Linked DNA regions of Homo sapiens: regions 1 and 3 are each linked to region 2. The links are chromatin loops, found by intact Hi-C in ENCODE. Cell type or tissue: PC-9. All regions are shown on one strand. Region 1 overlaps ERC2 (ELKS/RAB6-interacting/CAST family member 2). Region 2 overlaps ERC2 (ELKS/RAB6-interacting/CAST family member 2). Region 3 overlaps ERC2 (ELKS/RAB6-interacting/CAST family member 2).

Region 1 (8,000 bases), 92 kb after region 2:
GAGAAAGTCAAGTCCATTTAGCATGTGCCTCACTGATGACACCTTTCCTCCCCTAGTAATATCCCTGTCTCCCCACTTTTCCACTTGGTGGTGGGGCAGGTACTTTTATGGGCCAATGAATTCCTCCTTATACTTCTCCCATTTCCTCCAGGGCCAAATATCTGAATCCTCTTGCTTTTGTATCTGAAGACTCAACCTCTTCTGGCTCCCTCCTCTTGGTCCACAAAGAGGCCCCATTCTCCCCTGTCTAAAAACTCTTTCTACTCTGGAGCCACCTCTTTCTCATTCCTCCATGTCTGTGGCCTTCACCCCTTCTTCTCTCAAGTATTCCTCGACTCTCCATCTTTTACCATCACAGTGATACTGTGTCAGATGCCAGCATTGACCCTTCAGTGCCAGAAGTTACGGTCCTGCCCAGCCTTCTTCATCCTCACCCTCACTTTCATGCTCAAAGCAGTGACCTTCCTCCTGTGCCTGGAACTGTCTCCCTCTTTTACTTCTGTGACACAACACTCAGATTTTTCCCCACCCTTGCTGTTGGCACCTTTTTTCCTCCTGTATTGTCTTCTTTGAGTTCCTTACTTATATATGCAAATGACTACAGAAAGAAGAGTTGGTAAAGAGATGGCAGATACATGTTCAAGGAAAGACAGAAGAACATCAAAGTGTGCGGTGTCCTAAAGTATCTTTAGGATGGAGATAGATGGCAACAGGATTACATGACTCAGAATAACACTGTTTAACTTTTTAGAAGACAAATCTAGGCCTGAAAACACAATTGCCTGAATGAACTGGGCTTTTGTGGTTTGCTGCCTATAACAGAATTTTGCTAAGAAAGAATCTCCTAGTGGCTGAAAGTGCCCAAATAGAAACTGGGAGATTATAGAGCAGGTAGTTTTATTGTTATTATTATTATTATTATTTGAGATGGAGTCTTGATCTGTCACCCAGGATGGAGTATAGTGGCGCGATTTTGACTCACTGCAACCTCCGCACCCTGGGTTCATGTGATTCTCCTGTCTCAGCCTCCCAAGTAGCTGGGACTACAGGCATTGTGCCACCACACATGGTTAATTTTTTGCATTTTTAGTAGAGATGGGGTTTTACCATTTTGGCCGAGCTGGTCTCAAACTCCTTACCTCAGGCGTTCCACTGACCTTGGCCTCCTAAAGTGCTAGGATTACAGGCATGAGCCACTGCGCCTGGCCAGTCAGGTAGTTACAGATAACTCTGCTTCTTCTTGAGTTCTTTGATTACATGATAACCTTTCTCAGTCTTTTTCAAAACCCCAACTGTCACCACCACCAGCATTATCCTCATCACCATCACCATCAACACTCTTACCACTACCCTCCCCCCACCATAATCATCCTCATCTTCACCACCATAATTCCCACCACTACCTTCATCATCACTGTCAAATGCCATTGAATGGTCCCCTACTAAGAACCAGGTTCTGTGCTGAGCCCTTCATATATATTCTCTCTCTTCATGTTCATATCAACTCTGAAAAGTCAGTTTATAATTTCAGTTTTATAGATGAGAAAACCAAAACTCAGAAAGGTTCATTAACTTGCTTAGAAGGACCCAGCAGTTTAAAATGTGTTCCCTACTAATATACACAAGAGAGTTTATTAATCCAAAATCAAGATATCTGTTTAAATGTCAACCAAAAGATTGAGGTAAAAAAGACATTGATATGACTTGCTTATCTTTAACAGGAGACACTGAAACTAAATAGTGGTTTAATAGCTTCTCCTCAGCATTCTGTCTCCTAATGGACTTTGCAGGACTATTTTAGGTTGAAATTTTTCCTGTCCAGTACCAAAGCTCTTCAAAGATTCTATTCCCATCCCTTACCCTTTTGGGAGACGGTCAGGGAGAGAGAGGGAGGTGTAAAATCCCTCTTACAAATCCTTTTCCAAAAATCTTTGGCTGAACAAAGACTTTCCCATTTAAGAGCAGGTGACAGAAAGATTTCTCCCATAGGCAGCGCATTAAGGCTCTCTGCAGAAGTAAACAAATCTGTTATGATGAAAGCCGGACATTCCTCAGAGCCAGGATCTAATGAAAATGTCAGTGTTTTATGCAGTTTAAAAACTGACAATTCAACAGTTTTACAGGAGCTATTTAATGTTTATCATCACTTACAAGGGCTCAAATGCAGACAAAGGGAAGGGCAACTAAAGAAACCAAGTGGATCTTTGCTTGGAAGCCGCCATGTTATCTATAAACCATGAGAGTATGGCAGTTTATAAATTACCAGGCAGCCTCAGGCAATAAAGTGTAGGTCTTAGCAAATGAAAGTTGGAAATCCACACTCCAAGATACAATCATCATAGTGACCATGCTCTGCACTTTCATTTACACCTCACCCCATTAAAGACCCAACCACTGGGGAGTGAGGATACTAGAGAAAGCCCTTAAACTAACCTAAGGTGATCCATTAAAAGCTTCTGAGTTCTTGCCAAATTGTGCTTTAGATACTATCAAAACCACTAAGAACAGAGAAATAGAATATGTAACTCCCAAACCAGTAGGGGGAAAATAGAAATAAAGAAAGCACAGTCAATTCAAATAGGACATTAAAGGAGAGGAGGGGAAAAAAGGAGAAGGGAACAAAAGAACCATAATAAGAGAACATGCGAAATAAGAAGAGTAGGTCCAAATAGATTAGTTACAATAAATACAAATAGCTTAAATTCACCCATTAAAAGACAGAGATGCTGGGTGTGATTGCTCACATCTATAATCCCAGCACTTTGGGAAGCAGAGGCAGGAGGATTGCTTGAGCCCAGGAGTTCAAGACCAGCCTGGGCAACATAGTGAGACCCCATCTCTACAGAAAACAAAATTAGCTTGGCATGGTGACATATGCCTGTGGTCCCAGCAACTTGGGAGGCTGAGGTTAGAGGATCACTTGAGCCCAGGAGTTCAAGGTTACAGCGAGCTGTGATTATGCCATGCACTCCAGCCAGGGTTATTGAGCAAGATCCTGTCTCTGAAAATAAAATAAAGTCAGTAAAAAAATTAAATCTAGTTTTATGTTGCTTTTAAAATGGAAAATGGACCAGTGACACACAAAGGCTAAAAATAAAAGGTTGGAAGAAATATGCACTTGCACACAGGAACAGAAATGTAAAGGCAAGAGCATTAGTACAGATGAAGAAGATTATTAATGAAAGATAAGAACAACCTACCAGGAGCTATAACATTAGATGATGACATTTTATACAATTAAAAGTATATCCTAGATAGAGAGAAAACAAAAAATGACTGAATCCATAATGATTATGAGGATTTTAATGCTTATCTCTCAGAAACTGAGCAGTTACCAGCTAAAACATTAATAGAGATTTAGAAGATTTATTAGATAACTTATAAGCTTCATCTAAAGAATATACAAAGAACATGCACCCAAAGAGAGAATTCTCTTCAAGTACATATGAAATATTTATAAAAAAATTGAACATGTGCTTGGTTACTTAGAAATCTGAATAAAATACAAGAAGCATTATTATGTACTTGATATCTGCACTTCTGTGTTAAAAGAAGAATGATTTGGCCGGGCGCGGTGGCTCACGCCTGTAATCCCAGCACTTTGGGAGGCCGAGGTGGGCGGATCACGAGGTCAGGAGATCGAGACCATCCTGACTAACATGGTGAAACCCCATCTCTACAAAAAATACAAAAAATTAGCCGGGTGTGGTGGCAGGTGCCTATAGTTCCAGCCACTTGAGAGGCTGAGGCAGGAGAACGGCATGAACCCAGGAGGTGGAGCTTGCAGTGAGCCCAGACCGCGCCACTGCACTCCAGCCTGGGTGACAGAGTGAGACTCCAACTCAAAAAAAAAAAAAAAATGATTTTAGAACCTTACACATCAAGGCCAATCCACCCAGTTTCCACCCAGCCTAGAAAATAGTCCTCATTTTCTGAGGCTTGTCTTGGTGTTACCTCCTCAGAAAAATCTTCTCGGGTCACCTTAAGTCCGGTAGTTCTTCTCATTCCCAGTGACTCCTTAATAACTCTACTGTACTTTTCTTCATGCAACTTACTAGTTTCTGAAGTCATCCTATTTGTTACTAGTTCACTGCCTTCCTGGCCCCACCCTTTGAAATATAATGTATTTGCAACATCTAGCTCCTGGAATGGAGCCTGGAACAGAGTAGGCATCAATGAACATGTGCTGATGAAAGCCTGACTTGGCACCCTACAGTGACCCTAGCCCTTCATAGAGATATAGACCTTGCCCCTAGAATAGATCACATTACATCAGGATTACTTGTGTTACAATCTCAGTAAGAGTTAGTGAGTTTGTCATCATATCCACTTACATAATAGACGGTAAATAAATGACTAAACTATGTCCTTCCCCATGCACCAAAAGAAGCCACACCTTGGGAAGCCACATCGCCTGCTTACAGCCACATCTTGCTAACGACAGAGCCTGATTTCTGACTGCGAGCATTACTCTGCTCCTCCACATGGCCTCCATGTCCCCTGCAACACAACCTATTATGCGTGGAGGCTGCAAGGACAGAGAAGACAACTTGCAAATGTCTTTTTCAGCAAATTCAGTGTTTCTGTTACTATTATATAGATACTAGCTTTTGCCAAATCTATTAAAATTGACTCAAATTATCATTTCTTATAATAACTGCATGTCTGCATAAGGACTGCATTGTCCAATTAAAGAAACAAAGAAAATAATAGTTCATTGACTCAAAATCAGCTGTGTGGCCATATTATCAGCCCAATAGTTAAAGAAGGAGGAATCACTGTGTGACCTTGGACAAGTTGCTTAATGGCTGAATTCTCAAGTTTCCACATCCATGAAATGCTCATAACATTAGTGCTGACTATGCAGGCTGCTATGAAGACTAATTAGATTACTCCATTAAAGCACTGAACATAGTACATGTGTCCCAATGAGCTCGATAAATGTCACTAGCATTTCAGACACCTGCATAGTCAACTTGATTCTTTTGCACTGCTTTGCAAGCTTTGCTCGAGAAACTGGTTTTTGATCACCTGCCTTCCATAGCCCTTCCAGAGATGCACCACTGTTATGGAATGAATCTTAATGTTCCTTTGAATCTGATTAAATCCATTCCTCCCTGTTACAGTGGACCTAGAAAAATCCTGGCCAATGCCAGATGTATTTGTTGGATGGCCTTTTTACCGAAGATTTCAGGAAGATGGGGCTGCTGTAGGGGCAGTCAAGATCACAGCATTGATTAACAAAGGGGCAGATTGTCTGGGGAACATTCTTCTTTGACCTAACCCTTCTTCCTCAGAAGGAGCTATGCTAGAATAGAAAGTTTCCACCACAGACATCTGCTTGCCAGATCTGTCCCAACACTGTAGCCACTGGTGAGAGCCATCAGGCAGTACAGATTTTCCCTTGGATTGGCAGCTACTTGAAGAAGGGCACAAGTAGGCTTCAAATTTATCATGGAAGACAGGAGCAGTACAATTTTGGCAAGGACTCCCTTCAAACATCAAAAACTTTTGCAGACTCCTCCACCTAAGTGTAATTTTATTTCTCTTCAAATAAATGGCTGTTGAATAAATGACTAATAACTATAACCTCCCCTGTGTGCCAGAAGAAGCCTGACACCTTGGGAAGCCACGTTGCCTGCTTACAGCCACATCTTGCTATGGACTGAGCCTGATTCCTGACTGTAAGCACTACTCTGCTCCTCCACGTCCCCTGCAACACATCCTATGAAGCATGGAGACTGCAAAGGAAGACAGAGAAGACAACTTGATACCTGATGATCGACAGCTACTAGGAATTCAGTAATGTTCTGAAATGCTAATGTATTTAAATTAAGTAATGTTTTTAAATTTTAGAACTCATAATAGTGTCTATGCACACACCAGAGAAATTATCACACATGTATTTATGAGGCATTCTATTCTGGATCATGGTTCATTATGTGTGTGTGTTTGTGTTTTTGCAGATTTGAGGACTCCCAAAGGTCCTTAGTCCACAGATAAGGAGATAAGTCATGGAAAATGTAGAACTTGTTCCTTTTAAACTGGAGTTTTTAAACTTCAGCACTAAATCAATAGTGCTATGCTATAGAAAAGGAAGAGTGACTACAGTCATCTATAGTAAGAAATTCTCAGTTGGAATATTCATGCTCAATATGTGTAACATTTTGATCAGGTTGAAGATAATGACAATTTTTTCTACCAAATTATTTATTTTCACCTCAAGGTTGATCTTTAAAATTGAGTCTTGTGGATGAATAACGCCTTGGACTGGTAGAAGATCCAAGTTCTACTTTCATTTTCACCAGGAACTAACAACATAACCTTTGACAAATCATATCGCTCTCTGGGCCTCAGTTTCCTATCAGTGAAAAAGCTCATGTGAGGCACCGAGGCAGAAGACTATAGACAGGACAGAAAATGGAAGGGAATTGACCACCCAGCAAAAATGCAGTAATGGAATCAAAGCCAGCATTAGAAGTAGCAAGGAGCTGAATCACTGCTCTAGAAAATATCATCAGAAAAATAGGCTGTAATCTTGTGAAGTTATCCCAGAATATAGAGATGTAATCTGTAAGGGACAACATGATAGATATGGGAATTACATAGTGAGAACCTGAGGATAATAGATGCTCTAGAAAAAAAGACCAAAAACTAAGAAAGGGAGCAATAAATTAATGCAATGAAACACATATATGGCAGGTTAAAAGGGCTTACCAGAAAAATGTAAAAGAGGTAAGCAGTAGAAATAATCTGGCACAATTGTTGACTTGTTGATGTAAAGAAAAAACAATCTATAAGGATCTGGAAAGAAAATAACAGGCTGTCTTTAAGAGCACACATCAAGATGGGCCTCAAGAAGTACCCACCCATAGAAGTACCTCTCTGTCATCGTGCAGAAGATGGGGGAAACATTCACGTCTGCCATCTTCTCCCCACCACTCAAGTCCCATTTTTTGTTGATTTATTTGGATTTTCAGATCAAGACATTATTTCTGGTTTTTGCATTATACCCCTTTGAAAAGCCTCTTTTGACATGTGTGCTCTTCACTGATTCCAGTATATGACAGTGGCTTGTGATGCTCAACACCAATTCAGGAAGAGGAATAGAAGCCTAGAAGAGTGCTGTTGGGGGCAGAACACTTGTCCCAGAGAGCAGGGGAGCTCTGCACAAGCTTCAGTGCAGGCCTTTGGAAGTTGTCTGTGTGGACACGGCCTCTGCGCCTCACCTAGAGCCATTAAGTCAGAATCCCTAATGCAGTGCCTGGGCAAGTACCCACGTGGTTCTTATTGGCAGCCTGGGTGATGAGCTGCTGATGTCGCTCCTACTGGCCCTGCCATGTGGCATCTGGATGAGGAGCTGGGGAGGCAAATCTGGGCATCATTAATACCTGCTGCTGGCCATGGCAAGCTCGCCACAGGCCCTCTTCTGCAGTGCCAAAGCAGGTTCGCACACCATGCGGACGGGGGCTGGGGGTAACACAAACGAAGGAAGTGAGGCAGATGTGAGGAAGGCCACATTGGTGACCAGTAAACTGGAGAGGGCTGGCTGGACAAAGGAGATTGCTGGGGCAATCTCGTGGGAATATAGCTCGCTATAACCAGATCATCTGTTTTTTTCCAAAAACCCAGAAAGCCAGAATCGTATATTATATTTTCCGGTTTTTGGAACACTCTGAGCCAAACAAAATGCCATCTAGGCAGAACTGGCTTATAAGCTCCATATGTGACTCCAGGCTTAAATTCTTCATGTCCACAGAAATTGCCCTTTTATTTTAATCAAAAAAGTCCTCCTCAGAAACAGGTCAGGCCTTTCTCAGCAAGTAGAAACCTAGGTGCTCCAAATGACTATCTTCATTAATTTGTTAATTGTTTAAAAAGCTACTCAGACTGCCCTGAAGTTCAGCTGCTCCCTGTCATTTCACATTCACACTGGTTGTGTGCAAACAACCAGCGAGCTGTCCTTCGGCACTGTAAAATGCCACGAGTCCAGGAAACAA
Region 2 (8,000 bases):
CTTTCTGTCCACCTGAGTCTTTGGTGATTTAAAATAAATTACTCTGTTATCAATTTTGACTGGTTTGGGGCAAGGTGAGGTTTTGGTGAAATCGTTATTATCAAAAGGAAAATAAGGCCCCATTTAGTTAGATTGGTGGGAGGGCAACAACCCCTTTACAACTAGCCACACGTCATGCTATGAGCTTGTTCTTTAAGAATTCAGTGGCCACTTCTGGATTTGTTGGATTTCAGTTTCTTTGAGCAGCCAAATCAGACTCTTGGAGAAATTCTTCTCCCATGACTTCATAATTTCTGGAAGTACAGGAGATTTGGGACTGGTCACCTTAAGAAATTCCAATTCTGTCTCCTATCACTGCTCAATCTGTTCAATCTTTTTTCGACCCCTTTGGTCTTGTGCTGATGGGGTCAGCTCCTTTCAGAAAACACCAACTGTGACCCATGCCTACTGCAGGAATGCTAGCTTGCTAATGCACAGACATTGTGGGGAAACAATTTTAAAGCTTATCCATTTTCTTTCTTTTTTTCAAAAATCAAACACTTTTTGTGGAATCAAAAGTCAAGACAATTCCTTCCCTGCAACTTAGTTCCACCTTGTTTCTCTCAAGCTAAAAACATAATGTTCAGAAACCAGAACATCAACTAGAGTTTGGGACCCAAATCTGACACCTTGCAAAGAACTATCTTAAGCATTTCCAAATGGAGTTATAATGTCTTGATATTTCCAAAAGTCCTAGTAGGTTTCAGACATGGGATATTTTCATAGAACCCATTAAGCTACTATGTTTGAAGAATGTTGAACAGCATGGCAAAGAATCATGCTGTAAAATCAACTAAGACAGGCATTTTGTATTACAAAAGAAACATTGAAAACCACGGCTACGGATTTTGGACATAGGCAAAGGTACTGAGACCTAATCAACCCATGGCTAATCCTAAAGCCTTAAATTCTTATAGATGTGTGAATATGTAGCATTTGTGTGGGAAAGAGGAAATGGTCCTATTCAAACTGAAGGCTTATGGTGCTTATGCCATACTGGCATTAGGCCTTTTTCTGTTTTTCTAACCAGGCCCACATTTCTTATCACACAAGTTGGGCAGGTCTTTCCTGAATTTTTAAAACCTGGTGTTTTATTGTCCAAAACTCTTGCTCTCAACTTGAGTTCATGTGTCTTGTGGAAGTACAAGTGGTAATTATACAAGTCTTTCCTTCCCTGTCATTGGCAACAGTAACCAGGGAAATTTACAGCCCCCAATATCCAGATCTGGAAACTGGTTATTAAACGTGGTCAAGGAAAACCCTGACGTGGCAAATGGGATCTGAGCAAGGACCAGCTCAGCAGTGGTTCTTGTGAGAGAATGGCTGGGAGTCAGCAATCTTACTTGATTGAACATTTTTATTATTTGTGATTTTATTACTGGTAATAATACCTATCATTTCCATTTGTTCAGGATCTATTATGTGGTTGGCATTGTGTTAAATGACCATTTGATCCTTGTTAAAAAACAAAAACCCAAACCTTCTGGAGTTGTATTACAATTTTAGGATGAGGAAACAAACACAGAGAGACTGAATAACTGGCCAAGGATTACTTATTTGGCATGCTGTGGAGTCAGGATTTTAAGAGACTATAAACCCAGATGCACTCAGGGGTCAGGCAGGTTACACACAAGGGTGAAGTTGGCCAGGTGTAACATTTTAGAGTGAAGTGAGGACAAGAGAAATGGCAAGTATACCCAACACTTCCACAGGCTTGCAGGGCTCCAAGCCTACCACTACTGCACCATCAAAAAATTTTAGCCAGGTGCAGTGGCTCATGCCTATAATCCCAGCACTTTGGGAGGCTGAGATAGGAGGATAGCTTGAGGCCAGGAGTTCAAGACTGGCTTGGGCAATATAGTGAGACCTCAACTCCATAAAATAAAAAAATTAGCTGGGCATGGTAGTGCGTACCAATAGTCCCAGCTACCCAGAAGGCTGACACAGGAGGATTGCTTGAGCCCAGGCGTTGGAGGCTGCAGTGAGCTATGATTGCACTACTGCACTCCAGCTGCAGCAACAGAGCAAGACTCTGTCCCAAACAAACAAACGAACAAAAAACAGGAGTTAGAGAATAAATTTTGGGGCACGGTGGCTCACACCTGTAATTTCAGAACTTTGGGAGGCCAAGACAGGTGGATCACTTGAGGTCAGGAGTTCAAGACAAGCCTGGCCAATATGGAGAAACCCTGTCTCCACTAAAAATACAAAAATTAGCCAGACATGGTGGCACAGGCCTGTAATCTCAGCTACTCGGGTGGCTGAGGCAGGATTGCTTGAGCCTGGGAGGCGGAGGTTGCAGCAAGCCAAGATCATGCCACTGCACTCCAGCCTGAGCGACAGGGTGAGACTCTGTCTCAAAAAAATAAAAATAAAATAAAAAAAGAAAGAAAGAAAAGAAAGAAATTTTTAAGACATAGTGCCTGCCCCCAAAAAACAAAAACAAACAAACAGAAGAAACCCTGAAGCCTACATTTATTCCATAGGCCTTAGTTTTCCAACCCCTGTGATGTGAAACTGGATTAATGCTTGATGGCATTAAAATTTTTTAGGGTAAACCCCTTTTTTTTTTTTTTTGAGAAAAAAAATTGTTGCCCAAGCTGGAGCTCAATGGCGCGATATCGGCTCACCGCAACCTCTGCCCTCCCGGGTTCAAGCGATTCTCCTGCCTCACCCTCCCGAGTAGCTGAGATTACAGGCATGCACCACCATACCCGGCTCATTTTGTATTTTTAGTAGAGACGGGGTTTCTCCATGTTGGTCAGGCTGGTCTCAAACTCCCAACCTCAGGTGATCTGCCCACCTCGGCCTCCCAAATTGCTGGGATTACAGGCGTAAGCCACTGTGCCCGGCCTAGGCTAAACCTTTCAAATAAGATAAAACAGAGAGGTAGAAAAGTACACAAATTGTAAGTATATCACTTGATGAATTTTCACAAACTGAACATGATCATGTAATAAATTTCCAGGTCAAGAATCCCAACTCCTAACCCTATATATTAATTTTGTCTTTTTCTGAGCTTTATATAGATAGAATCACACAGTATGTCCTCTTTTGTACATCTGCTTTCACCCAGTAGGCTGTAAGATTTGTTCCTGTAGCAGCAGGAAGCAATGGTTCCTTCTGAAGAGCTTTTATTCTCAAATCTGGTGCTTGATTTATTCACCCGACATATTAGTTCATTCTAATGCTGCTATAAAGAACTGCCCAAGACTGGGTAATTTATAAAGGAAAGAGGTTTAATTGACTCACAGTTCAGCATGGCTCAGGAGGCCTCAGGAAACTTACTATCATGGTGGTAGGCAAAGGGGAAGCAAGGCACTTTCTTCACAAGGTGGCAGCAGGGAGAAGTGCAAGCAGGGGAAATGCCAGAGGCTTATAAAATCATCAGATCTCGTGAGAACTCACTATCATGAGAACAGCATGGGGGAAACCGCCCCACTGATCCGGTCACCTTCCACCAGATCCCTCCCGCGACATGTGGGGATTATGGGAACTACGGTTCAAGATGACATTTGGGTGGGAACATAGCCAAACCACTATCACCTGAGTATCTTATACCTATGCAAGGAAGGAGGAAGACTTCCTTCTCTGAATGTACATTCTAAAAATGAAAACAAGCGGCTCTAGGACTTTGTTAGAGTTGTGGAAGAGTTTTGCTATTAAAATGTGTTTTCTCATGAATTGCCTTGTTCTGTCCACTCACATCCCATATCAGGTAGTTGGGAGCTATGTTGTTCCCACTGATTATATTCAAAAACAGAGGTCACATGCAGTTACGTGACTGTATGCTTTTCCCAAGCACAGGTGTCGCAAAATGGTTAGACAACTGAGATTTTAGTTGAGGTATATTGATTACCAATCTGATGCTATTGTCACCTGAACACACACCCCTTAGCATGGTACCCAAGGCCCTCTCCCACCTCAGGGTTGGGGGGGATCTGTTCAGTCCTCTGTCACTCGGTGCTCCATCTGCAACCCCAAGGATGTTCAGGGATGCCTGTGAGGTGAGCTGGGCTGGTGCCCAGAGACTGAGGGCTTGGAAGAAATCCAAGAGGCCCGAGGGTAGCAAGGTTAAATACAGTGCACTGAGCTTTATCTAGGCTCTCCTTTTCCTTGTGTCTTGATTTCCCGTGGGAGCCACAGCCTTTCTGTGTGGTAGTCCATTCTCTTGTACTATTGGTTAACTATGGAAGTCAGTGATGAAGCCACCAGCCTCTTCAGGCCCTGTGTGCCATGTGGCCACGTTAGAGACCAAATGCATCCCAGAAACACTAAGTGGGATCTGAACCTCAGCCCCTAATGTCTCACTGGTCTGACCTGTGAGATACCTCAATACCTGCCCTAAGCAGAAGAGCCTGCTGGGCACTGGGTTCAAAGCCTGGCTCCACCACTTACTATCTGGGGGACCCTGGATGAGGTACGTAAACTCTGTAGGCCTTCTTTTCCTTGTCTGTAAAGTGAGGTCAATGATAGTGCCTGCCTCAAGGGATTCCTATGAGGATAAGAGTTCATGTAAGCAAAGCCTTTAGCACAACACTGGCATCAAATATACAATCTGGAATTGCATGCTGCTTCTGGTCATCTCTGTGGTGCTCCATTTCCTTCACTGTAAAATGTGGGTCATGACAGTATCTACCTCGTGGGACTGTTGTCAGGAATAAACAGAGTCTATCCACCTAAGTCCTTAGCATTGTGGCCAGGTTCTTAGCGAATGCTCAATAATGTTCAGTTATTTATTAGTAGTATGATTATTATTACAGATCAGTAATTCTATGAATTAGGATGTCTCTCCAATCTTTTGTAATGGCAGTCCACAGATATCAGATGCAGTCAAACCTCCAGAGTACCAAACTTAAGTCTATGTGCTTCCATGGAGCTAAAGGTACAGATGAACCTGCAGTTGGAGTCCAGCAGTGTGTCAGCCTGGTACCCTTCTTACCAAAAAGACCAACTTGTGGGTAAAGAAGCAAAGGTTCCATGTGGCCAGATGGGTTTACGTAGCCAGGCCTGAATGCCAGCTGCTGCTTCAGGAAATTCTAGGAGGCAAGAAATTCTTGTCCAGCAAGAAGTTCTCTTTCTATAAAAAGGCAACAGAATGGAAAGGGCCAACAACTTTGCACGTCCCCCCAAAAGTACCCAACTTTGAGGGAAGGTCACATGTGGTGGCTTTGAGCCCAGAAATGTTTCTTTGAGTACAGAAACAAAATGATATTTCCCCCATGTTGTTAAGGGGCAGCTGGAGGGAGGTTTTGTTCCTTCCTCTCCTTCTCAAAGAGCTTCAGGGACACATCTTCCTGTTTCAAGAGCTCTGAGGACAGTCTTGGTTTGCCATGAACTTACCATGTATGTGTGGATCAGTCACTTCTGACTTGGCCTCAGTTTCTCCATCTGGTAAAATGAAGATGTTGGATTACATGACATCTAACATACTTTCTAGCTCTGACAATCAATTACTCAGTGATTTCAGCCATGGTAAGAATTGGAAATTCATCCCCTGGCATATAAATCAAACCATTAAAGGAACCAGGGGCTGGTTCTGCAGGCTAAAAAAGGACAGCTAGCAATGAGGTTCTTCACTGATCCACAGACACGCTGTGAAGGCTGGTGAGCCCTTGCATGGACGATTGTGTGTGTATCCAAGTGGTGGCAGGGCTAGCTAGTATTTTTGCCTGCCTAGCTTTCTTGTCCCTCTCTTCTAGAATAGAATCCATTTTCCCTTGTTGGAAACTGCTCCCCCCACCCCCACCAGTGAGGCTGTCAACCACATGGCCTTGAAAAAGGTAATTGTTTGCATGATCCAAAAAAGAATCACCAAGTGTCCCTTTAGGGGACAGATGTAGATGTAGCTCAGAGAGTTAGTCTCTCCTCTAAAAATCAAAAGTACTCAAAGCTGTTGGAAGTCATCTTTACAACCAAGTGGAGAGAGCTTACCAGAGTCCAAAGCCAACCCAATAGAAAGTGCAGAGGGAAACAGGGAGAGAAGAAGGAGGGGAAAGGGAGAAGAAGGGGAGAGGGAGGGAGAGACAAGAAAAGGGAGAAAGAAAAAGGGAAGAGACAAAAGATGAGAAGGAGGAAGAGAGGGAGGGATCAGGAGAGACAGAGGAAGAGATTGAGAGAGTGAGAAAGAGAAAGGTAAAAAGAGAAAGGAAAGAAGAAAGGAAGAAGGGAGACAATGACAGTAACTTAAATTTCCTAATGTGAACTTCTGATTTTCTAATTTGAACCTCTAGATCCAGTTGTACATAAAGGAAGACTTACGTCTTTGCCTTTCCAGTTAAATGAGCCAATGACTTCCCTTTTTACTTAAGTCCATAGGGTTCTTCAAATGGGGATCCATGACCCTCAAAATGTTAGAAACTGCACAATTGGAGCATTTATTAGAGATAGAATGAACTCACTTCAGAAAGAAACAAGGTTTATTTGATGAATATAAATAAGGCGATCAGCACAAAGTACTTCTCATACACATGACAACAAATTTATGAACTGTACATACCTTGTACATTGTTCTACTAGACACGAGGTTACAATGACTGGCTAATACATGCCCACTGGTAGTTTCCAGGGTTCCTTAGTTTTATTTATTTATTTTTCATATCGATGTCCATAATCACATGGTCAATATCACAACCCACATGCCACTCACTTGAAGAAATATTACAAGAAGCACTATCAAACGAGGGTCTCGGGGAATTAGATACACTGACCCTGGGCAGCATTCAATCGCCACTCTACACAAAAACATTGCAGATAGAGCTTACGTCAACACATCTGAGGTCTCGTCATAAACACTGTTTAAAAAGTAAATTGAAACCCACTTTCAAATGAAAGTTGACACGCTGTTAACGTGCATACTGGATACACAAAAATCATTAAATACAAAATTGAGACTGTACATCGAAATCAAATGGGGTATAAAGCACAAGCCTGCTTTTGCACAAAGTAAGACCAACTTCTCCTAAATGTTAGCCCAAACTTCTTTTTTCAACTATGTTATGATTAGAAGAAAACCTGTTAAAGTTTGCGCAAAGGAAATAGCTTCCCAACATCACAGTGTTTGTTGTAAACCCAGAGACTATTCTTAATATGTGAAAAAGGGATATTTTTGGTAACCCCCAAACATCAGAGAATATTACACGAAATGGGAAAGGTTGTTATGTTAGAGAGAATTTAATTTTTAAGGGACTAAATTATACGACCTCATAAAGGTAAGATCAGTAATATTTTAACCAATGAAAGTTGGGCAGAAAATGATCCCTCCAAACAAGAGCTGTGACAAAATTGGCACATACATAGAAATAGCTAGCTATACATGGGTTGGTTTTTTTTTTCTGTTTCAAGGACCCTATTTTCCCTACTGGATTTCCTACTTCCTACTTCAAGTATTCAGTTGCAGAGTTCAGGTCAAGACCTGGTTGTAGGAGGCAGTGAGAACCACTTCTTTGAGGACATCCAAACTGTTCACTGGGACACATTTGTGGCCTGGGTTTTCAGTGCAACATTGTGTCAAAATGTGCTAAATAAGCTTGCAAAGAACTCTGCTTACTTCTCTAACCAAGACCTAGATCCCTCTGATAGTTAAAGGACAAACTTTTAAAACATGAATGCATTTGGATTGTTTATGCAACACATAAGCATTACATAGTTTGTTATACTTACTGATGACAAGAACAAAGCCAGAAGCAAGAAACCTGCTTGAGTATCTTAACCGCGAATGCACCAAGAAAGAATGGTGCAACTCAGGGACGGTTTCATCTTCCCCGACAAATAAGGTGTTTGTCTTTTAAATATCTCTATGGCTCACAAGAGAGGTCCAGAGTTAATTGCACCAACATTTTAAAAAGTAATAATAATGACTAAATTCAATGCAAGACTTCAGGGACATCTGTTTAGAATCCTTTCCACAGCAGCAAAGAAAGACAACTATATTTATTAAGGCCACTCATGCTTAAATTCAC
Region 3 (8,000 bases), 64 kb after region 2:
ACTCAGAAAAAAAAAAAGTGCTAAACTTTATTAAACATCATAAAAAAAATGTGATGGCCTAGATCCATGTAGGCTCACTTGGGTTAGAGTGCCCAGGCTTGGCCGTAAGTCACTCTTTGGCAACCAAAACCACATGAAACATCGTGTTGAAAACTTGCTAAATCATTTGTCACTCAAAGGCTTTTAAAATAAAATACTTTCAGAAATAATCATTTGATTTCAGACTCTGAACTGCAGGCTGCCCTGAGATGGATGTAAATACTCTGTCTGCACAGGCACATTCAATAGCAACTGAAAGCAGGGCGAGTCAAAAGTCTTTTGCTGCTAAGTTTCAAATCCAAAACTACACTTCTCTCAAATTCCAAATTTCTTCTTCCTTATATCTCAAATGAAATTGTTGCACCCAGCAAGGAGGCAGAGTGGTCTCTTAGCTTGGGGGGAAATGTCTTAGCCACTGAGTATTCTGGCTCTGGATGGAGTAGCTTGACTTTCACTCTATGATGGACTCCATTCATTGAACTTCCTATGGTATATCAAGAGCATCTACTTGGTCCTAACAGTGTGAGTTCAAATCCTGGTTTCACCACTTACCAATTGTGGGACTTTGAGCAAACCCATAATGTCCTATCTGCGATTGTATAGGTACATGAAGAATTAAATCCATTCATTCATTCACCATGAAAAATGTTTTTACACACGTACTAAGTGCCAGGTACTATTTGATGCGCAAGGAACAAAGTAGGCAAATAGCCTGCATGTATCAGGCCTGGTGCAAAGTAATTATTCAATGAATGCTTGCTGTTACTATGCTGGTAATTCTATTTATTTATTTATTTATTTATTTATTTATTTATGATGGAGTCTCGCTCTGTTGCCCAGGTTGAACAGGTTGGAGTGCAATGGTACAATCTCCACTCACTGCTACCTCCACCTCCTGGGTTTAAGGGATTCTCCTATCTCAGCCTTCTGAGTAGCTGAGATTACAGGTCTGTGCCACCACCCCTGTTTAAGTTTTGTATTTTTGTAGAAACAAGGTTTCACCATGTTGGCCAGGTTAAATTCCTGACCTCAAGTGATCCACTCGCCTCAGCCTCCCAAAGTGCTGGGATTACAGGCATGAGCCACCGTGCAACAGATTGTTGTTCTATTACCCAGGCTGGAGTGCAGTGGTGCAATCTTGGCTCACTGAAACCTCTGCCTCCTGGGTTTAAGCAATCCTCTCACCTTAGCCTCCTGAGCAGTTAGGATTACAGGTGTATGTCACCATGCCCAGCTAATTGTTTTGTATTTTTAGTAGAGACAAGGTTTCACCATGCTGGCCAGGCTAGTCTGGAACTCCTGACATCAAGTGATCTGCCTGCCTTGGCCTCCCAAAGTGTTGGGATTACAGGCATAAGCCACTGTGCCTGACCGATAATTAATTTTCAAAATGTATATATATATATATCAGACCATATTCCAAGTGCTGGAAATCCAGAGCGAAATAAGAGAAGACCATATTCTCATAGTACTTGCATATGGAGGGGAGGGCAGGCAATATACAAATATGCAAACAAGATCCTTCCCTATGGTTTATTGCCATGAAAGCAACTAGCCAGGGTTATGTGATGGCAAGCAATCAATGATGGAGTGGTGAGGAGAGTTGTGAGTTGGAGAAACTGCTTGAACCACCATGTGACAATCTGGAGGTAAGCACTCCAGGCAGAGCAATAGACCTGCGCAAAGGCCCTGAGGCCAGAATGTTGGGAAAGAGACAGGAGGCCAGTTAAACAAAGGGAAGAGTGAAATAAGGCAAGGTTGGAAAGGTGGGTAGGTACCTTATGGGACATGGAAGTCCTCATAAGTCATTTGGATTGCATCCAAATAAAATGAGATTCCACTGGAGGGTTTTTAGGGAGAGCTTGATCTGATTTTCATTTCAAAAACTGGTCCTTCTGAGCGTATAGAGACTACGGTGGAAGCAGGACTCAGCTGGGAGGTGATGGTGGCCTGGAGTGGGTGGTGAATGGTGAGATGGTAAGAAAGGGACAGTGGTGAGGCTGACAGGAGGTGAGAGAGGAGGGAGAGGTGAGGATGATGCCAAGGTTTTTCAGGAGGAGGACTGCATCTGGAGTGAGGGTGAGAAGGCACTGAGAAGGAGATTTCCCAGTGGCCAATGGAAGCAGGATCCGGGGCCCTGATCAGGGCTTTAGAGTCATCACCCATGAAGCCAGGGGGAGGGATGAGGTCACCACGGTGATTAGTGAAGTAACAGACAGCAGCCTGGAAAATTTCCTTCCGGCCTTTTCTCTCATAACTGTTTTATCACTATCTGGTGAGTTTCACTCCTGGTGATGGCTTCCCTCTTTGGGCCCTTCTAATCTGTTTCCTTTTAGAAGGTGGCTGTTTTCAGTGGTTTTTCATTTCTTTCTCTGGACTAATTTTATTGCTCATAGGCTTCTCTTCAGCTGCCTTGGCAGGGAGATGCTGTATATTAAAATAGTTATTATTTTATTTTATAGCTCAGTTGAATCTATATTCTGCTCATTACAAGTGTATAGGCCTCACTAGCCAAGTACATTTCATAATGGCAAACTCTTATTGAGACAGAAATCTCATGTTCTCTCAGTGTCTCCCAGGAGGTTGCCCTCTGAATTGTGATGAGTGGTATGTGGGCACGAGGAGCCCACGGGTTGGATCAGTGCTAGTTAAATCATTGCCCTGGTTCAACTTGGCCGGGGACCCATGTGGTCTAAGCTCAGAGTGATGAGGAGGTAGAAGAGGAGTCATCCAGCAAGCAATAGTTAGCAGGCATCTCAAAATTAATATGTCCAAACCTGAGCTCCGGAACATCATCATTTGGCTTCTCCTGTAATCTTCCCCATTCTGGATGGCGGCAGCCTCACTCTTCTGGCTGCTCAGCCCAAAACTCTGGAGCCATCTTTGGCTCCTCTTTCCTTCATGTTCCACATCCAATATTTCAGCAAATACTATTACCTTTCACTTGAAAACCCATCCAAAATCCAACTGCTTCCCTCCATCTCCACTGCCATCACCTTGGTCCAAACCATCAAACGTCTGTTTTCTGTATTACTTCAATAGCCTTCCTGCCTTTGCCCCCATCCTGTTTATTCTCACAGAGAGAAATAGCCAGAGAAATCCCATTCAGATGAAGCCAGCTCAGGACCAACATCTGCCACCATCTTCTGGTGACTTCCCTCCTCGTTCACAGTGAAAGCAAAAGCCTTCACTGTGACCCATGAGACCCTACACAGTCTGACCTGCTCCCCCTCTGACACGTCCCTGACTGCTCTACCTATCCTCGCTCCACTCATGTCACGTGTCATGAACACGTGCTAGGCACAGTCTCACCTCAGGGGCTTTGCATGTGCTCTTCTCACTGCCAGGAAAGCCCCGCCCCTAGATATCACCAAAACTCGCTCCCTCACCTTCTTCAGGCCTTCACTCAAATATGACATTCTCACGGAAGCATTCCCTTGGGCCTATACAAGGAACTTCCAGGTAATGTGGTTGAGGGGGAGGGGCTGCACATTACCTTTGAACCCACTTCAAGGAAATAGCACCAAAACTCTAGAAGTCATCACCCTCAGGGAGAAAGAATGCTTATCTATAAGAAGCCTAGCACACAACAGCTTCCCAACCTATCTGATTAAACAAATACACATGAAGACCGCATTTGGCGGCAAGAAAGGATTAAAAAAAACTCCTCCAAGATTATCTTGGGCTAAATCTGAAGAAGGAATCTGCACTCCTTCCATTCCGATGGCATGTTTAAGTTCAGTGGCTGAAAAATCTGCAGAACCAGTTGGGTCCCTATGCCGAAGGGGCAGGGAAGAGGCATGCGCTGCTCTGCCAATGGGGAGGAAAAAAATTTAACGAGGGCAAGATAAGAGCCAGACGTGTGGAAATATTTCTCTTTGAGGATATTCTTTGTACCAATTACTCTTCAAAGATATCATGTTAGCATTTTTGGCACAACTTGACAATTAAATTAGACGAATCGTTTTCAGTGTTTTTGCATTTGATGTGCCTGAAACTCCTCTTAAGCTAAAATGTTCAGCCTGTCACACACATTTTTTTAAACTTTGGCAAGTCACATCAACACTGATTTCAATTAAGTCAAGAATTTAAAAACATTTCACTACTCATCTTTTTAAAAAATTACATGACATATAATTAATTGGGTTTGATGATCATTTCGTGGTGTCCAAAGTTTGGGGATAGAAAGAAACACAGTCAATAAATTTCTATTTTGGAGATGACTTCATTTCTATTTTTTTTTTTTTTTTTTTTGAGACAGAGTTTATTACTCAGGCTGGAGTGCAGTGGTGCAATCTCAGTTCACTGCAACCTCCACCTCCCGGGTTCAAGCGATTTCTCCTGCCTCAGCCTCCCAAGTAACTGAGATTACAGGTGTGTACCACCATGCCTGGCTAGCTTTTTGTATTTTTAGTAGAGACGGGATTTTATCATGTTGGCCAGGCTGGTCTTGAACTTTTGATCTCAAGTGATCTGCCTGCCTCCGCCTCCCAAAGTGTTGGGATTACAGGTTTGAGTCATCATGCCCGACCCCCCATTTCTTATATTCATTGAGTCTCTCCATTTCTCCCAGGAGCCAATGGGGCTTTAAATCTCCCACCCGTCTCAATTTCATGCTCCAAAATTGGTTCTTGTCCTGGTACTTCTGGTCCCAGCTCAGTCATAGGCAGGGTAGGGCAGCACGAGAGGCTGTGCTGAACGCTGGAAAGGCCCCCAATCACAGCATGGTCACGGTAGGAAGTTCGGCCAGAAGAGAGGCGAAGTCCACATCTTATCTCCATGGTTGGAGTTTTCCTCTTGCTGATGTGACAAAGTAACCTGACGAGATAATGATTTCCAGGTTGGTTCCAAATGGTCTGGGATGAGGTGAGTGCAGAGGGAGGGCCAGGGGGAGCTGCAGCCGGATGATGCATGGGGCTGTTCTGCAGGACATCTCTCCCAGGAGTTCAAAGGGTTCTGACGATATTCTCTAACTCACCACTGGCATGCCCGGGGAAGAACAGATGGTCTGTGGTCAGATAAACCACCTAGACTGGGATGTGATTAGGGTGGTCAAGGAAAATTACAAAACCTTGGAGCTTCCCTTTCCTTCCCCAACTTCTGGCCTCTGCCCTTACACAAGTCTTGTTTTGTTTTGCTTTGTTTTCCTTGCTTTTGACAGGCTCCAATTTTTCATTTTAGTTTAGTCCATTTTGACCAGCATTAATAATGAGAAGTGGGCCGGGCGCAGTGGCTCACGCCTGTAATCCCAGCACTTTGGGAGGCTGAGGCGGGCGGATCACGAGGTCAAGAGATCGAGACCATCCTGGCCAACATGGGGAAACCCTGTCTCTACTAAAAAGATAAAAATTAGCTGGGCATGGTTTGGCGTGCCCCTGTAATACCAGCTACTCAGAAGGCTGAAGCAGGAGAATTGTTTGAACCCAGGAGGTAGAGGTTGCAGTAAGCCGAGATTGTGCCACTGCACTCCAGCCTGGCAACAGAGCGAGACTCCGTCAAAAAAAAAAAAAAAAAAAAAAAAAAAGTAATTCAATGTCTTCTTCCCTACTGGTTAGAAAACTCTATGATGACAAGAATCGGGTCTGTTTTGTGCACAACTGTGCTCCTGACAGCCTAGCTGTAGCAAGTGTGGCTTTTTATTCTGATGCTGTGACATCTGGGGCCTTAGGGACCTGAAGGACACTGCCTCTCCTAGGGCTAGCTAACTCCTAGAGATAGTAAACAATTTTGACTTGGAGCTCACCTTTTATATGCAAACCAATCAATCCAAAGCCCCGACCCCAACCACTTCCTCCCTTCTGGGGCTCTTCTAGGGGTCTCACACTCCAGACCATTATTTCCCTGCCCCAATCACCCTGGGACCAAGCACCAGACAGTGAGGACAACAACTACACCCCAGAGTCCACTGAAATTATTCAAGCTAGTCAGTTCTAAACCTGCTCACCCTGCCTTGCTCGCCTTTCCCACAAAAGCCACAACAAAGGCTCTTGCCCACGTTTTCCCCTGGCTCCCTCTGCTTTCTGACCAAACAGAATAGTCAAATTCTGTGGAGTGTTCAGAAGTGTTTCCTGAGTGGTCCTGCATGATGTGGTGTGCCTTCCCCTCTTGGAATTGTGAGCAACAAATCATCTTTTCAGTGGCCTCACCAGACCTGATTAAAAATAAAACCTACATTCTAAGACACTAGCACAGGGCCTAGCACACAGTAGGTGCTCAATTAATACCTGCAGGGGGTACTGAATGAGTCTTTCCTTAAATGTAAAAGTCCACAAAAACTTCCTGGATACTGTTCCCTCTTGCTTCAGCCTTGTCCTTCCTTACAAGATAATGTGAACACCAGGCCACCTACCTGGGCCGAAATTCAGGTGTTCCCTCTAGACCCAGGGAGTGCAGTTCTTCCTGCCACCCGCAGGGTCTGTGCAGCCCAGGAAGGCAAGACTGACGGCGTTCCTGAGGGAGGTGGCGTTGGGACAGTGAAGGGGCATTTCCTGGCTGCCTGTCATCATGAGGCATTCCAGCTAGCGAGGAAAACAAAGACAGCGGCCAGGGAGCGTCGCCTTTTATGGTTCCATCCTGGCTGCACTTCAGGAGCAGCCCAGAAAGTGGCCTGGGAGACAGGCAGGCTTTGTCACCCACTTCTGTTCACCTCGGTCCCTGGGCCAGCAGCTGGAGAAATGCTTGTGGCCCGGCCAGCTAGAGGCACAGGAACCCAAGGGTGAGAATTTGATGGCAGAGGGAACACCCTTCCTGGCGGTGTGCTTTCCTCAATCCTCAATATCATCTCCCACGAGCACCCATGTAGGCAACAAAAAGAAGGAGCTGAAGCAATTCTATGCTTAAATAACACCAGGGGCCATTTTTTGGACCCTCAGGGGATATCTGGAATCTTCTAGAAAATAACGAATATTTATTGAGCAGTTATTTTACACAAGCTCCTACATGGAGCACTTTGTATTCTTGACAGCCAAGTCTCACAATAATCTTGTCAGCAACCCCATTTTCAGATGGGAACACAGATTCTGACTGGGGCTGGGGGACTTGCCTAAGGTCACATAGTGAAGGGTGGGGCCAGGTGTAAACCCCTGCTATCTAGCTTTCCCTTACCCTGGAGGGCCTCCCTCCAATAGTCAAATTCTGTTAAGTGTTTAAAAGCCTTAGCTGGTGACCTCTAGGGTTCTCAGCTGCTCTCTCATTACAGTGAGGCAGTTGCCCCCAGATGATCCCACTAAGGGGTTTTTTCTACTCTATCACTTTAATTCAGCAATCAACACTTCTAACAACACTTCTAAGTACTGCAGGTCTTCCTCCAGGAGCTCAGAAACCCCAGGGCCTCTGAAACCCCCTTTATATAGAGGCTGTGTGACCTTGAACAAGTTGCTTAACTTCTCTGGGCCTCAGAAAAGAGAACAGGTTTGACCGCAAAACACCAGGCACCTTCCAAGTGTTCTCCACTTATACCACCTCCTTCCCCATCAACAGTCTTGTCTCAAAGTAAATATTTCTGGTATGTTATGGAATGACAGGACATAACACAGAAAGATGTCGGTAAGAAATGGGCTTTGGTATGGAACAGACCAAATCTTACCTCCAATGTTTATTAGCAAAGTATTTAGTTTTCTCTGTGCCTCAGTTCCCTCATCAGTAAAATGGGTATGGATAATAGCAATTGTTTTACGGGGTTATTTGAGAATTGTCTGAGATGATGCATTTAGCATGAAGCCAGGCAACAGCAAGCACTCAATAAATGTTAGCCAGCCATTTGATTGTTGAACTTTAAGATTCACTTTTCTTTTTTTGCATGCCTCTCCATCTGGAGTGATGATGTGAAGAGCAACAGATGCGAGGGGGGCCAGGATAGTGGGGTCTGCAGCAGCAGCACCAAGAGGCAATGTCACAGCTAGTTGGAGGCAGGCCCTGATCAAGGAAAGGCTGGGGTAGGTAGGTGACACACTGGGCCGCTC

The links. A loop is a pair of places that touch in the nucleus more often than their neighbours do. Peaks named below come from ENCODE experiments on the same cell type or tissue, not always from the same donor. Only the 100,000 strongest peaks of a DNase experiment are listed, where the experiment ranks them.
Region 1: it touches region 2 in a loop (10-fold over the local background); 2 of 110 quality-filtered maps call a loop at or near these places.
Region 3: a loop joins it to region 2, with 8 times the contacts of the local background. A loop is called at or near these places in 2 of 110 quality-filtered maps.

Annotation. Positions count from the first base shown.
Region 1 is chr3:55,593,576-55,601,575 of GRCh38, forward strand. The region is part of intron 17 of ERC2 (ELKS/RAB6-interacting/CAST family member 2); the gene reads right to left. Among named protein-coding and RNA genes, the nearest start is that of ERC2-AS1, 10 kb to the right of the region's middle. In PC-9, no CTCF peak of the experiment used is centred here; a DNase peak (open chromatin) is centred at 4,236; H3K4me3 peaks cover 3,125 bases; H3K27ac peaks cover 5,579 bases.
Region 2 is chr3:55,501,871-55,509,870 of GRCh38, forward strand. It overlaps ERC2 (ELKS/RAB6-interacting/CAST family member 2), which reads right to left. Exons shown (of 18, transcript NM_015576.3): 18 at 6,441-8,000. It also overlaps a transcript of WNT5A not described here. Among named protein-coding and RNA genes, the nearest start is that of WNT5A-AS1, 18 kb to the left of the region's middle. In PC-9, CTCF peaks have their summits at 3,389 (motif pointing right) and 3,594; DNase peaks (open chromatin) are centred at 3,541 and 4,141; H3K27ac peaks cover 601 bases.
Region 3 is chr3:55,565,589-55,573,588 of GRCh38, forward strand. The region is part of intron 17 of ERC2 (ELKS/RAB6-interacting/CAST family member 2); the gene reads right to left. Among named protein-coding and RNA genes, the nearest start is that of ERC2-AS1, 38 kb to the right of the region's middle. RefSeq lists enhancers at 5,431-6,058, 6,059-6,686. In PC-9, no CTCF peak of the experiment used is centred here; a DNase peak (open chromatin) is centred at 3,653; H3K27ac peaks cover 1,703 bases.